2 separate regions of the Mus musculus genome follow, and region 2 is linked to region 1. Evidence: chromatin loops called from intact Hi-C (ENCODE). Cell type or tissue: heart. All regions are shown on one strand.

What was found. A loop is a pair of places that touch in the nucleus more often than their neighbours do. Peaks named below come from ENCODE experiments on the same cell type or tissue, not always from the same donor. Only the 100,000 strongest peaks of a DNase experiment are listed, where the experiment ranks them.
Region 2: it touches region 1 in a loop (8-fold over the local background); 6 of 42 quality-filtered maps call a loop at or near these places.

Annotation. Positions count from the first base shown.
Region 1 is chr17:21,445,319-21,453,318 of GRCm38, forward strand. Zfp51 (zinc finger protein 51) reads left to right here and starts at 5,056. Exons shown (of 5, transcript NM_009558.4): 1 at 5,056-5,103; 2 at 7,119-7,209. The coding sequence starts at 7,182. In heart, a CTCF peak has its summit at 4,554 (motif pointing left); a DNase peak (open chromatin) is centred at 4,973; H3K4me3 peaks cover 1,544 bases; H3K27ac peaks cover 1,423 bases.
Region 2 is chr17:21,529,909-21,537,908 of GRCm38, forward strand. Zfp52 (zinc finger protein 52) reads left to right here and starts at 5,631. Exons shown (of 5, transcript NM_144515.2): 1 at 5,631-5,925. 9330136K24Rik (RIKEN cDNA 9330136K24 gene) reads right to left here and starts at 5,970. Exons shown (of 3, transcript NR_131123.1): 1 at 5,915-5,970; 2 at 4,520-4,563; 3 at 1-663. It also overlaps a transcript of Zfp53 not described here. In heart, CTCF peaks have their summits at 2,218, 2,824 and 4,721 (motif pointing left); DNase peaks (open chromatin) are centred at 1,923, 2,623, 5,633, 5,933 and 2 weaker places; H3K4me3 peaks cover 3,289 bases; H3K27ac peaks cover 3,509 bases.

The sequences.
Region 1 (8,000 bases):
TCCCTATCACCTGTATTCCACTGTCCATCCTTTCTTCCTGAATCTCCCACTGATGGTCCATTTCTAGCTGCATACCTTTTACATACAGTCTTACTTTGACAAACAAAACAAAATGTTGAAGCTAAGGCACACATGTGAGAGGAAACATTTGCTGATTGTTGAGGACCAGTCAGCCTCCATAGTCACCATGTTATCAGGTTGCTTAAATTTGCATCCTGATTTTACGCTTTCATTTTTATTTACAATGCTCTACAGATATGTATCACATTTCCATTTTCACACGTGTCAGTTGATGGATACCTAAGCTGATTCCATTGTCTAGACACTGAATAAAGCAGCAATGAGTATGATGAGCAAGTGCTCATTGATAAGATAGAAAGTCCTTGGATTTCATGCCCAGGAGTGGTTAGTGCATATCAGAGTTCTCTGAGATTATCCTTATCATGATGAAGGAAACCACTTTAAAAATAGTGTCTTAAAGGAAATTAATTGGATGTCTTAGGGCAAGTGAATGGAGGGGACATGAACTGTCCATCCTCTAGAGAATCTCCCATTGCTCAGAAATAGACAACTTAGTACCCTCAAGAAGTCTGAAAAACCGGCAAGATTCACTAGTGACCTCCTGCATCAAGCATATACAGTCAGTAAGGACTGCTGACGATGTCAGAGAAGATGATGGCTCAAACCAGCCATGAAGCAGGTACCAATCAAGCTGCCTGAACTTGGTAAGACAGGATAAGCTGCCCGGAGGAGTTAGTGAGTGGCTTGAAAGACACACTTCCTACATCAGGTGAGCTTCTGGCAAGCCGTGCAGAGGTCCCCAGTTTTGCAGCTTCATTAGATAACCCTCACAGTGTGATGCAGATGTCAATCAGTCTGTGCTTCTGTAAGTAGCCCTTCACCCACACTCAAAGTCCCCCTAATAAATCTCACTGATGAGCTTTAGATATGATTTGATGACTAAGAGTACTGTTTGCTCTTTCAGAAGACTCACTTTGCATTCCCAGAACCCTCAAATGGGCATCACTATGTATTCTCAATTCCAGGGGATCCAATGCCCTCTTCTGGCCTCTGCAAGCATTATGAACACACATGGCTCACAGACATACATGCACACACAATATCCCTGAAAAAGAAACCACATTGGTTCACCAAATTGGACTCTGTTGGTTCCCAGACATTGATTTGTCACTGATTACTTATCTGGGATAAGTAGATATTTGTCCTTGTTTCCACAGAAATAGTGTCACATATCAATGCTATAACTGGGTCACACAGAAGTTTTCTTTCTTTCATTTATTCGTTTATTTGGGGGTGGACATCTAGACTGATTTCAAAAGTTGATTCTCTAGTTTTTTTTTTTATCTCATAGCAGTGTGAAACCTCCTTTTTCCATATTTATAACCAACATTAGCTATCATTTCTACCCCTGATAATTGACACTGTAAGTAGAGCATCATAGAAGTTTAACGTGTCCTAGTCTGCATTTTCCTGAGAGGTGTATAACTTGCTTGTTTGGTTTGGCTTTAGTGTAGCTTTGTTATGTGTTTAAGTTTGTTTGTTGTTGTTGTTGTTGTTTTTGGTTTTACATTTTTAATTTTGAGTTTATCCTATCATTAGATCATTTGCTTTCTCTCCTTTCTCCTGCCAAATCTTCCCAAATACCATACCGCTCTCTTTCAAATTCATGGCCTGTTTCTAATGTGTTATTGCACACATGCATGTCTGTACTGGGATTCTAGTAGAATCACTGCATCTATGGTAAACACCAGAATGCGCAGTTGTTGTCTAGCAGTACTTAGATCTTGAATGGTACTTCTGGTACCATAAAGCTATTCCTCAGGAAAGAGTTTGCTTTACTTTGTGACAGGGTCTATCTGTGTATTAACACCTGGCTGGACCCTCTATATAGACCAGGCTGGGCTTGGACTCAGGTATTCCCTTGTTTCTACCTCCAGAGAGCTGGGTTTGAAGGCTTACATGTACACATAACTTCACATAACTCTCTCTCTCTCTCTCTCTCTCTCTCTCTCTCTCTCTCAACTGGGTTTCACTGTGTAACTTTAGCTGACCTGAAACACAGTAGACCAGGCTGGCTTTGAACTCACAGAGATCTGTCAGACTCTGCCTCCTCAGGGAGGAGTTAAAGTTGTGTGCCACCACCGATCATCTTGTAATGTCCTCACCATTACCCAAGGTAAAGGCTCAACATTTAAAATATGAGTAACAATAGGATCTTACGTCTACTGATAATAAAGACTTCTATTACACTAAACTGGAAAATCTAATTGAAATAGGTGAGATTCCAGGACATATAACATATCGAATGTAAACAACATGAAATAAATAATATTAACAAGACTACATATAGCAATGTGACTACACATAGCAATTAGAAAATTCCACCTTTTAAACAAATTATTTTATTTATTCACATTCCAGACATTACTCCCCCGCCCCTGCTCCGTGGTCTCCCCTCCCACAGTTCTTTATCCCACTTCTCCTCCAACTTGCCTCTGAGAGGGTCCTCCCCCCAATCAGACCTCCCCTTTCCCTGGGGCCTCACTAGGCACATCTATCACTGAGGCCAGACCAGGCAATCCTTTGCTATATATGTGCTGGAAGCCTCAGACCAGCCCATATATGCCGCCTGGTTGGTGGCTAATCTCTGGGAGCTCCCTTTGGTCCAGGTTAGTTGAGACTTCTGGTCTTCCTATGGGTTTGCCCTCCCCAACTGCTTCTTCAATCCTTCCTCTAATCCAACTATAGGGTCCCCTCCCCCCAACTTCAGTCCAATGGTCAGGTGTAAGCTATCCTGTGTCTGTCTCAATCAGCTACTAGTAGAGCCTCTCAGAGGAGAGCCATGCTAGGCTTCGGTCTTCTCCATTTTTGCCCCTGCATTCCTTTTAAATAGGAACAGTTCTTGGTCAAAAATTTTTACTGAAGGTCAGCAAGCCTGTCCCTCCACCTCTATCTACTGGAGGTAGTTCCCCCTACCCACTGTTGGGCATAAAATGCCATCTTTGAAACAACCCCACAACAAGATTGACAGGATTTTATTTCAAAAAACCAATTTCAAAGTGACTTAACAGCTACCACTTATTGATACAAAAGAGAAAAACTTCCTGACTCTTAACTATTACCTGATACTAACCCAGATTCTGAGCCAGTCTTGGTGGACCATCCCATTAATCCTAGCATTTCAGAGGCAGAGTAGGCTGACCTTAGTGAGTTCAAGGACAGCCTGGCTCTGAAAAGCAAAAACAAAATAAAAAACAAAAACAATCAAACAATTTAACAAATAGAAGTCCTCCACCCGATACTGATACAATTAAAAAGAAATTATAGACTGATGTAATTTAAAAACAACTTTGAGGGGCTCAGGAGATGGCTCAGAGGTTAAGAGCACTGTGTAGCCTTCCAGAGATCCTGAGTTCAATTCCCAACAATCACATCATGACTCACAACCATCTGTAATGGGATCCAATGCCCTCTCCTGGTATGCAGGTGTACATGTAGATAGAGCACTCATGTAAAAGAAATAAATATGTTTCTTTTAAAAAAATGTTTTTTGAACTGGGCATGGTAGCACACTTCATTAATAATTGTGTTACACAAAGAAAACCTTTCTCAAATGAATGAGTGAGTGAATGAATGACCTCCCCCAAGTTTTCTATTATTAGCTATTTCACACTTGCATATTGCATTTGTATGTCCACATCAAGTATTGCCCAATATTTTGGTATACTTTTGATATAAAGTACATATTCCACTCCTAAAACTCTGCTCTTCTGATTTACAATTCCAACAAACCTCTCGATTGTGTTCATCTCTATTCATATTGCCAGGGACCCAGTAAGATAGGAGCTATGTGTTGGAGCCTGATGTGCTCAGCACAAGATGACAACTAAAGGTAGTGATTATTCTCCTACAATCTATCCATAGCCAACCTCTGGGAGGTAAAGTGAGCTGTTCCAGTTCCTAGAATGACTGTGGTCTTGTGTGAGGCCAGTGAACATAAAGACAGCTGCTGTTGGTTACTGATTACAATAATTGTATGGAGTCTAGAGAATAGTGTGTCTTAGCCCATCCTCTCCTCTTTTCCTTCTTATATCCTAACCACCTCTTCTTTGGTGTTCACCAAGCTAGATGAACTAACTAGTAACTGACTATATTAAGACTAGAACCATATACCTTATTTTTTGCATCTGTGCAAGTTAAGGTCTCTGCATTCAACACTCCAGAAAAAAGGGAGGGAGGGAGGGAGGGAGGAAGAGAGAAAGAGATAAATAGATAAATAAATAAATAAATAAATAGAGGGGTGGAAGGAAGGGAGGAGAGAAGGAAGGAAGGAAGGAAGGAAGGAAGGAAGGAAGAAAGAAAGAAAGAAAGAAAGAAAGAAAGAAAGAAAGAAAGAAAGAAAGAAAGAAAGAAAGAAAGAAAGAAAGAAAGAATTGGTTTTTCTCACTTTAAGCATAAATCACAAGACTAACTCCTTTCTGAGTTAGTAAAATGACAGACCGCCATCTAGTGGTAACATCAGTACAGCACAGGATGAATTCGGCCCTGGGCGGATAGCAAAGAGCCACTGAATTCTTGAGACACCTATTTCTTTTCAAATTCCAAGTTCTTTAAAAGTCTCTCCCAAGTCAAAATTTTAGGATTTGCTTTTGGCTTCTCATGTTTGTGTTTTGGGGATGGGACTTGGGCTTCTGAATTTAGCCTGTGTTGTTGTTGTTTGGTACAAAGTATGTATTCCAGCGGCTGGAAGTCCAGGAGGTGTTAGGCTTCCGGTCATTTATCTAAATGGTTCTGAACTCACTATGGGGGTCAGATATCGGGGTGCAAAGTCCTACCAGATCCACTTCTGGTCTAGCTAGCAGCAAGCATGAGGGGAGGCTGGGCGAGCTGACAGCTGGGCCTGTGTGGAAGGCAGCCAGAGACAAAGTGGGAGGGACGGGTCTCCGCGGGGCAGGGCCACTCACCCGGAAACGGAGGGTGCAAGCACATTGGACGTTACCAGGAAGTGTAGAAAAGTGTTGAGTGGGAGGAGTTAGAGGAGTGACGTGAGCGGAAGCTGGGAAACTAGGTGAGTGAAGCCAGGTAAGTTGAGAACCAAAGCCAAAAGTGTTAACGACCTGTTCACGTCCAGAGCTCACGGCCCTGCACCGTAGGGAATCGCGTAGTGTAGACCTGGGATAGCAGAACGGGGAGGAATTTAGGGGAAGGTAAAACGCCGGCCAGCCGTGTGCCGCGCGGGGCATCTTGGGAGAGTCAGCAGCACAGCAGCTGGAACCATAGCTCAGAAACCTCCCAAGTCAAAGGAGCTACGGGGCTGGGAAGGGGCCGGAAGAGAGCAGGGCGTGATCAGTTTTTCTGGTGTTCATAAGTAAGCTGGCTCGATATATTTTAGTGCATATAAACTGAAATAATCCTGATGTGTTTTTCATTGACCAAATGATTGCCAAAATATTCAAAATAGTAGAATAGTAGAATATTTTAGTTTATCTACTGAAGTTTGCAAACCAGTTCTCTTTGTTGAGATAAAGGATAAAGCTCTTTAAATTTACTTACATCCATGCTAACTCCACTGTTATACCCAGGACATACTTGGTGACTTAACATCCCCAGAGAGCTTTTAGCTATTACTCATGAAAGGAATGGCTGGAAATGTAACTGAATCTCAGCGTATATTTGTTGCGAGTTTCGTAGATATAGTTGTAAATATAACTAGAAGTGATTGTCATCACTTCTTCCTCTCCTTCTAGTCTCTCACTCCTCCACTACCTTCCTCCCCCTATCCTACACCTTCCTCTCTTTATCCTCAGAGAAGGGAAAGCCTCCTGTGGATATCCACCCTCCTTGGCATATCAAGATGCAGTGGGATTAGGCACTGCACTGAGGCTATTGAGGCTAGACAAGGCAGCCCAGTTAGGGAAAGGGGATCCAAAGGCAGTCAACAGAGTCAGAGACAGCCTCTGCTCCAGTTGTTAGGGGACCAACATGATAACCAAGTTGCACATCTGCTACAGTTCACAGTTAGAAAGGACATTATAAACCAGTTTTTAATCCTTTAATCCCTGTATCCTATAACCCTTTAATCCTTTAATCACAAGCCTTTAATGCCTACACTTAGGAAACTGAGGCAATTGGATCTGGGAGTTCCTTGCCACCCTGGTACATAAAGGGAGTTTAAGGACAGCTAGAACCACAGAGAAATGTCAGTGGGAAGAGGGAGAAGGAAAAGGAAAAAAGAAATAAAACAGAAAAGGTATTATATTGTATATGATGGTACTATAAATCATCTTTCAAATAATTACTTTAGCTCTTCTATATCAGAAAAAAGACAGCAAAAGTATTTTGTCTCCTTAGTTCTAGAAAACCACTTTGTCCATGAACACAAACTGTTTTTTGGTTTGGTTTGGTTTAGTTTGGCTTAGTTCCTGTGTTTGTTTTGTCTGTGGCTTGAACCCATTGTGTCCCTCTGTCTGGCCCAGAACTCATCCTGTCATGTAGACTAGGCTGGACTGGAAGTCACTGAGTTACACCTGACTCTGTTTCCTGAGTGCTAGCGTTAAAGGTGTGCACCAGGACCACTATTCAAACTGTTGTTTTGTATTTTGTGGTCAGTTCACGGCCACCAGTGTGACTGTGGACTTCTGCCAGAAAGAGGGGCAGTGTCAGCACCATGCTGGGAGTGCTTTGTACAGAGACTGGAGGTTGTAGAATTACAGTATTCTGGTTTGTGTGGGTGAGAATAGTTTGCTTCAGCCGCCTTTCACTGAGAAAAATCTCCTCAGGACTGTACTTTCACTCCTCAGGGTTTTGTGGCAAGTCCTCTGCAAGCATTAGCTCCTTTGGGAGAATAGGACTTCCATCATTTTTAGTCCAGGATAAATTTGGAACCTCACTAGTGTGTAATATTCTCATCCCAGTCATTCAGTTCCATTTCTGCCCCTCAGATTTGGCTGAACTGTGATTGGAAGAGAGTTTTCAGTTACACTAACTGAAAATGCTTTCTAAATATTTTCAGTATTCTGACACTGCATAACATCTACTGAGCACAGTACTGTGCAAGAAATGCAGGTGCTTGCTGAAGATCTCTTTCTTATGTGCAGGGCTCACTGATCACCCAGACCTGCTCACCTGTGGAGCAGAGCAAAGAGCCCTGGAAGATGTAGATGGAGGAGACAGTCACTAAGGATCCAGGTATTTTGGAGGATTGGTGAGGGATGGCAGGGGGTTCAAGTGAATGTTATAGTGGGACACAATATCCATTTTGCTACGTTCTGTTTCACTGGAAATGATTCTGGAGAAAAATCTCCTCAGGACTGTACCATTGTAGAGATGAGAAGACTTTCTACAAAAGAACTGATCCTAGGAGGCAATAAAAATGTATTTGATCATGCATGTGAGTGATGATGTCCTTATTCCATGCACATCACTGATTATGTCTATATACCAATATTAAATGGTTTTCATTTCAGTGATTTTAATGTATTACAAAATGATAAAAATTAATACTTCTAGATGTAATGTTTAATGATTTGTGGAGCTTTTGGTATTTTAGCACATTCTCTTCTTTTTTTAAAAGATTTGTTTATTTTATGTATATGAGGACACTGTAACTGTACAGATGGTTGTGAGCCTTCATGTGGTTGTTGGGAATTGGATTTTTAGGACCTCTGCTTGTTCCAGTTGGTCCCATGCGCTCTGGTTGGCCCTCCTTGCTCCAACCCAAAGATTTATTTATTATTATAAATAGGTACACTGTATCTGTCTTCAGACACCAGAAGAGAGTGTCAGCTCTCATTACGGGTGGTTGTGAGCCACCATGTGGTTGCTGGGATTTGAACTCAGGGCCTTCAAAAGAGCAGTCAGTGCTCTCTCTCTCTTTTTTTTTTTTTTTAAATTTCTTTATTTGTCTTATATTATGTGAGTACACTGTCATTGTCTTCAGACACACCAAAAGAGGGCATCGAATCCCATTGCAGATCACT
Region 2 (8,000 bases), 85 kb after region 1:
TGTATTATTGAGTACAAACACTGTGAACCTGGGATTTCATTAAATTTGTCACCAGTTTCTGAATAGAAACATGTATTCTAAGTACAATCAGCCATTTGAGCTCCACCCCAAAACCAGTTACTAACTCCTCAATTATTTGGTCCATCTTGAGCCAGTATACATTTTCTATAATGATGAGATATCTATTGTAAATCACAGACCCTTGAAGGCTGTCAGGCCATTGTTGTGGGAATACATAAAATTACAGTAAAAGAAACACATCTAAGTAGTTGCTGGTTGACTTATTGTAAGAAAGAGCTTATGGAGACAACCATTTATCAAATGTTTAATTTTGGAACAAACCCTATTAATCTGATTTGTTTTTAAAGGACTGTACATGGGATACTGTCCCTCAACATGTGAACACCGAAAAGGAGTCTTGTCAGTGTAGTGAGCTTGGTGAAATGCTTCATGAACCCCCAAACTGTGTACTTTATAAAAGAAGTGACACTACAGAAACCTCCAATAACTACAGATGCTGTAGTGACAAGGAAGCCTCTGTTGACTCATCAAACCCACATAGACATAAAAGCAGGCACACTGGAGAAGAACCTTCTGAATCTAAAGACTGTGAGAAATCCTTAACTTTGTCTTCCAACATTCCTCAAGATCAGAGATGCTACCCTGAAGAGAAAGAGCACAGGTAAAGAGAGTGTGATGGTGACTTCATCTCTACATACAGTCTCATGCAACAAACAATCTTCATTGGAGAGACACCACATCAGAGTGGAAAATGCAGGAAATGCTTCAGTAACCCCTCAAGCCTCGCTGTCCATCAGAGAATTCATACTGGACAGAAAACCTTCAAGTGCAATGTTTGTGACAAATCCTCGATTTCTCTGCTGAGTCAGGGTAGCACCAGAGTTAGCCATGTGAAGAAAGACCAGGTGTTTGTTTTGGGGGAACCTCTGATACAGAGGCTACCACCCACAAACACACTTTTGGTTTGATCCCAGACTATCAATTGGGAAGGCAATTCTAGAGTGTTGGGATCTCTGGCAAACGCTGGGAAGATGGGTGCCATGGAATCTAAAACAAAAATTTGTTCAAATTTGTCTGAACTCCCTGTGTTCTCCCAGGGAGAGCTGGGTTCCCTACTCTCCCTTCACTGCACTGACCATAGGGCTCCACGTGCCTCCCTATCCTTACCCTCCCTCCCCCTTCACCTCCCTCCTGTTGCAGCAGCAATGGTGGTTACCATAGTGATGGTGAAGGATCAGGCTGCTCATTTTAAATTACCCCCTTAAACCAGCAGGAGTAAAGTTTGCATGCTGGGTAAGAAGCACTTGACTTTGGGACAGATAATAAGGGTCGAATTATGGCTTCACCACCATCTTTCTTAAGAACAACAACACAGGACTTGAGTAGACCAGGAAAGTCTCCAAAAGATACTTTTCATTTGAGGTAATGTTTTTGTTTCTAGTGAAAGGCCAAACCTACTCTATCTTGGGACCGGCCTCCAACATAAAGATAAAAAAGCCTGAGAACTTGACCTGCAGCAGAACCCAAGCTGCATCCAAGTACCAGGAAGGACCCCATGGTTTGTCCTTGGCCAGAGTTACTTTCTAGCAACAGTTAATCAAAGATTAGTCTGATTTTTTCAGACGTACTTTCAGACCCTTTGGGATTGTTCATGATCTTGCTTCAGAGCACCCACCTGTCAGCTTACAATAGACATTCAGTTAGATATTTGTTAGGCTGGACGCCCCCTCACTTACTCCCATTCCTTATAAAACCTTGTCCTGCTGAGGGTTTGAGTCTGCTCTGGCCGGGTGTGGTGGCGCACGCTGCTCTGCCTTCCTTTCTGGTCCTGCTTTGTCAGGGTTGGGTTGGAGGAGAGCCCAAATCCAAACTTGAAATAAAGAGACCCAACAGAAACAGCTCCTTGGTGGCCATTTGGGGTTCATGAACTCTTCCTGGCACAACATTTTGGTGCATTGGCCTGGAACTCCAAGGCCACCAGGACCCAACCCTGGAGAATCTCGGCACTGGTTATCTCTGAGTCTGTGAGTCTATCCATGTGTGCTTGTGTGATACTGTAATAATCCTGTTCTGAATAATTCTGTAATTCTGTTCTGAAGAGGCCTAAAAAGCTGTATTACCTGGCAAGAAACAGCAAAAGAGGATGTAGAATCCGGCTGCGGTGGTCACCCTGGTACATCCTAGCCAAGGGGGCTTAGGCGTCGTTCCAAAGATTCTGGGGTACAGAGTGCCCCTGGTGTTAATGTCAGTGAAGGACAGAGCGGAAGTGTCCTGTTTGTTTTAGCTGCTGTATAGTTGTCTGTTCTGTGTGTGTCACTTTAAGGAATGTTGAGGGACTGACGCTGTAGCGATTTGAAGACCCACCCAGCCTCTCGGCTTAACTCTTTCTTTTCCAGACCGATTCGCTACTTTAGGGAGCCTGAGAGTCCCGGGCCTAGGTGCTGGTGTCCCGCAGCTGCGGCGGGAAGTCGCGCGGGGCTGAGCCCACCTCGGGCGGAAGGCCGTGGGGCCTCGCCGGGGCGGGGGCCCAGTCACTCCGCTGGGGAGCCTACCGGCCACCGCGGCGCCCTGGGCAGCGGGGAAAACCTGGGACCCGAGTGGCACCGCTCCGCTTTGCGCAGGCAGAGGAGAGGAGCCCAGTTACTCGGCGCCAGCCAACAAGATGCTGTGGTGCGCCCGGGCTCCTCGGGGATTCAAACCCCAGTGTGGGGCTCTCCCTGCAGGCGGCGGGGCACAAAGAATCTGACCCGACCCCTCGATTAGCCGCGGCTCACCCAGGCGCGTTTCTCTCCCCTTCCGCCGAGCGGCGCACACAAGGGTCCACGGCCCCTAGAATGGTCTAAGACTCCCGCGGCCCTAACCTAGATCTCCATAAGTGAGGACATGAGTTCCCAAAGAGCAGAGCTTCAAGCTTGGACAAAAGCAGGAGAGGCCGATGTCTCCCTTTACCAGATCGTAGAATGGCCTCCTGGTCACTCATTTTGCTCAGTAAATGGCTACCCTTCCTGCCAGAAGTGCTCGCTCCCGATCTGAACTGATGTAGTCTAAGTTGTAAAGAGAGTGGACACCATCCTGCCACACTCAGCCCACTGAGAAGAACAACCACCGGGGCAGTCACCTTCCCAGAGCTACAATAAGACAATATACTATGTTAAGATGGCAGGCAACCCAGGAGGGCTTCAGACTAAATTTTTCCAGCCTCTGCCTCTCCATGCCCTCTGCCCAAAGATTAAAATAAAGATAAGATTGGCCTTCAGAGCCTGAGTCTTTCATCCTGTCCTTGTGTCTTTCCTTGTTGATAAGGTCCTGATAGTTACCCAAGGTAAAGGCACAATTTACTTGATAGAAATGAGTTAACAAGTGGATCTTCTATCTACTGACACTGAAGACATCTATTGTACTAGAGAGGATATTCTAGTTGAGGTGTATGAGTTTTCAGGCACATATAACATACCAAATATAAATGACATGAAACAAATATTATAAACAAGACTAAGAGGAGCAATATGACTGAATCAATTATAAAATGACATCTTCAAAACAAAGCCCAGGACCAAATTGACAGAATTCTATCAGGACTTTGAAGAGCAGCAAATAGACTAATATTTAATACTTCTTGACACACACAAAAATATCAAGACTTCCTGACTCTATTATCTGATACTAAGCCAGATAATGAATAAACCTGACATGTTGGAGCATGCCTTTAATCCTAGCATTCCAGAGTCAGGAACTGCTGATCTCAGTGAATTCAAGGCCATCTTGGCCCTCAAAACTGAAAAAAAAAAAAAAAAAAAAAATCCATCAGATACTGTTAGAACTAAGAAGAAATTACACACTGATTTTTTTTTAATTGATCTAGGTATGTTATCACGGGCCTTTAAGCACAGGTTCACACAGAGAAACCTTGTCTACCATGAATGAATGCCCCGATTTTTTTATTATTAGTTATTTCACACATACACACACACAAAGATAAAATGCATGTATATCACAGCATTGTGTGTTTCTGTGCCCACTTCAAATACTGCCCATTCTCACTCCTACCTCTCTGCTATCCTGGTCCACAGTTCCAACAGTCACTTTGTTCATGTCTATTCATATTGCCTGGCACCCACTAAGATGAACCAGAGCCATTTGTGAGACTGTGGGTTTGAAGCTATGTTCAGGAGCCTGATGTGCTCAGCACAGGATGACAACTAAAGCCAGTGATTCTTCTTCTACAGTCTATCCATTGCCAATGCCTGAGAGGTAAAGCCTTTTCCCTTTCCTAGATTGACCGTGGTCTTGTGTGGGGCCAGTGCAGGCAAGGACAGCTGCTCTTGGTTACTGATTGCAGTAGTTGTATGGAGTCTAGAGAACTCTAGACTTGGAATTCTTAGCCTTTCCCCCTCTCTCCCTTCTTATTTCCTAACCATCTCTTCTTCCTCCATGCTTCTCAGAGCTAGACATTGGATTGTAAAACTGACTTTTCTAGGGTTGGGACCACAAACCTTACTTATTTTCTGCATCTGGGACGTGCAAGATTCTCTGCGTACACCACTGTACTAGAGAGAGAGAGAGAGAGAGAGAGAGAGAGAGAGAGAGAGAGAGAGAGAGAGTTAGTTCTAGGTTTTATCTCAAAGCACTTTTGGAATCATGAAGACAAACTTGTTTCTGCTTTACTAAAATGACATGTCCGCCATCTAGTGGTGAAAGAAGTTCAATGAAGTATGAATTCAGTCCTGACTGTTGAGGTCTGTCCCTGTAACATAGCTGTAGCCATTTTGTTCCATGCCTGCCAGCTATTTCACATTGTTTCTGTAATATGCCAGTTAGTCATTGACACAGAAAAATAATTTGACTCAGAGCAGGGTCGTGTTCCACATACCCTGTTATCTTCTGTGTGTTCTGAAGTTGGTTAATCTTAAGAACTTTGAAAATTATATGCTCCACTTAGGACCAATCAGAATAAAGGTCAGATAGAACTGCTCTGTCTGGCTAGCAAAAATAGCTTGGGTCAGAGAAAACCACAGGTCAGCACTTCCTGCACCTGCATATGAGCGCATTGTGATTTTTTTCATTCTTAAACCAGTCCTGAGAAGTGTTTGTGGTTGTAGCTCAGCCCCCAAATTCTGATCAGTCTTAGGGTATGCATCCAATTATCTGTCCTTGTCTGACTGAGATCAGGGTTTGTGTGGCATGTAGGGCTACTGCTGGACCCCAACACTGACCACTGAGTTCTTGAGACAACCTCCCCCCTCCCCCAAATCCACGTTCCTGAAAAGTCTCTCTCCAAATCAAAATTGAAGTATTTGGTTTTGGTTTCTCATGTTTGTGTTTTGGGGATGGGACTCTGGCATCCGAATTTAGCCTGTTGTTTGGTATGCAGTATGTGGTGGAGAGGATGATAGTGAGATGGGGATCTTAGGTTGTCTGTTTTGCATCTGAAAGATTCAGAATTCACTATGGGGATCAGATATCGGGGTGCAGGGTCCTACCAGATATAGTTCTGGTCTAGACTGGCTGCAAGAGTGTGGGGAGACTGTGCAGAGCAACCTGAAGGGAAGAGCTGTGGCAGAAAGAAGCCTGAGACAGAGTGGGAGGGGCCGGTCTCCGCTGGGCGGGCCCACTCGCCCAGAAATAGAGGATGGAAGATGTGGTACATTGGCTGGGTGTAGAGGAAGGGTGTAGTGTGGGTGGGATTAGAAGACTGAGGCCAGGGAAGCTAGGAAGCAAGGTGTGTTAGCTTGGGAAGTGGGACTAAAAAGTCAAAGTCTGGAGTGTCAAGAATCCGGTACAAGACTGAGCTGGGGTTGGGGTTGAGGGGTAGAGCGGCTGCACAGTGTGGAATCGCGTGGTGGAGACCTGAGTATGGAGGAAACGGCGGGGCTCGCAGAACCGGAAAACTTACCTATACCGCAGGTACCTTTTGAGCATCCTGGGAGAGTCAGCAGTTTAGCAGCTGGCAGAGGCAGCAGCGGGGGATGGGGGAGAGGAAGTGGGAGTGGGGGTGGGGACAAGGGAGGGAGGCGCTCGAACCTTCCAGGTCCGAGGAGCTGAGGCGGGGCTGGGGAATGGGCAGGAGTGGGAGGGGAGCAGAGCGGGATCAATTTCCCCTCTGATCATAAGGATAACGACTCTCAAAATTGTGCTGTGGATGTCAGACCCTCGTCGATAAATTTTCAGTAATATTAACTGGAATAATACTATTTCTTTTTATTGACCTTCTGGCTGATCTAGTAGAATATTTGAATTTATCAGTTAATATTTGAAAACGCAGCTCTCTTTGCTATGACGGAAAGGACAAAGCTATTGAAATTTACAATCATCCATACTAACTTCCGTATTCTACCACTTCTCTATTTAAGAAAGTGGCATGTGGTGGATTCCCCATGAGCTTTTAGTCACGAAAGGAACTCCTGCAAACTTAAATGAATTTGATTGTACTGTTTGTTGTGAGTTTTACTGGTATGGATGTAAAAATTAAGTTTTAAAAGTAAACTGTCTATCTACTATTAATTTTCCATCGGGAACGTATGCAATCTGTGATGCAAATTGTGAAAAGAGTGGCGCCAGGCTTGGTGACACTCACGTTTTATCTCAGCACTCAGGAGCAAAGGCTATATAGTGAGTTCCAGGACAGCCAGAGCTATATGGTGAGACACTGTCTCAAAAAACAAAACAATAAAAATAATTACAAAAAAAAAAAAAAAAAAGAGGAGGAGAGAATAAATAATGAAGGAAGGAAAGAAGAAAGGAAGAAAGCAAACAATCAAGGAAGGAAAGCCAGCTAAGAAAAAGAAAAAAAAATGTGTCTTCTTGTTGAGGTCTGCCCCATCTCAGAATAGCTGTAGCCATTTTGTTCCATGCATGCCAGCTATTTCAGATTGTTGCTGTAACATGCCTGCCAGTCACTGACACAGAAAAATAACTTGACTCAGAGCAAGGTCATGCTGATCACGTATCCTGTTATGTTCTGTTTGAGGTTTGTTAATCTTAAGAATTTCCACAAAGCCTTACGTAGGACCTATCAAATTAAAGGTCAACATGAACTGTTAGTCTAAAATGGCTTGAGTCAGAGCAGAGCCCTTCCTGCACCTGAATGTGATCTCATTGTGCTTTCTGTTCTTTGGGTTTTTTTCCTCCTTTTATAAGCTTACAGGAAAAGATATTTGTGTAGTTGCTCAGCCCCTGAAGTCTACTACCTGACTTATGAGTCTTAGGTTGTGCCTTCAAAAAACCATCAAGGATCAGATGGCTTACAGAGATCAGGATTTGTTTGTGTGGTTTGTTGGGCAACTCTTGGACCCCAACACTTTTGCTGAGTTTTTTTTTTTTTTAATATTTTTTTATTCTATATATGTGAGTACACTGTTGCAGGCTTCAGACACACCAGAAGAGGCCATTGGATTCCCATTACAGATGGTTGTGAGCCACCATGTGGTTGCTGGAAATTGAACTCAGGACCTCTGGAAGAGCAGTCAGTGCTCTTAACTGCTGAGCCATCTCTCCAACCCCTCTGCTGAATTCTTAATGTTGTAAATTAGAGTCTGGAAATCAGAGTATTCTCTTTGAGGGAATCCGGTCACAGTATTTTCACAGCTAGACAGGGCATTTTATAAACCAGTTTGTGGTGGCATATACCTTTAATCCTAGCACTCCTGAGGCAGAGGCAGGTAGATCTTGGAATTCTTTGCCAGCCTGGTCTACACAGTGAGTTTAAGGATAGCCAGGGCTACACAGAGAAACTCTGTTTGGGGGGAAGGGGGATAAAGAGACAAAAACAAAGTTAAGAGGTATTATAATATAGGATAATATTAGAAACAATCTTGTGAATAATTATGATCATCTACATCAGAAAAAAAAATCTCTGCAATCCTCTTGTTTTTCTTGGTTCAAAAAAAAAAAATTCTGCCCATGGATACATGACCAAATTGCTATGTAGAAGTCATCATATAGACCAGGCTGGACTGGAATTCACAGATTTCCACCCACCT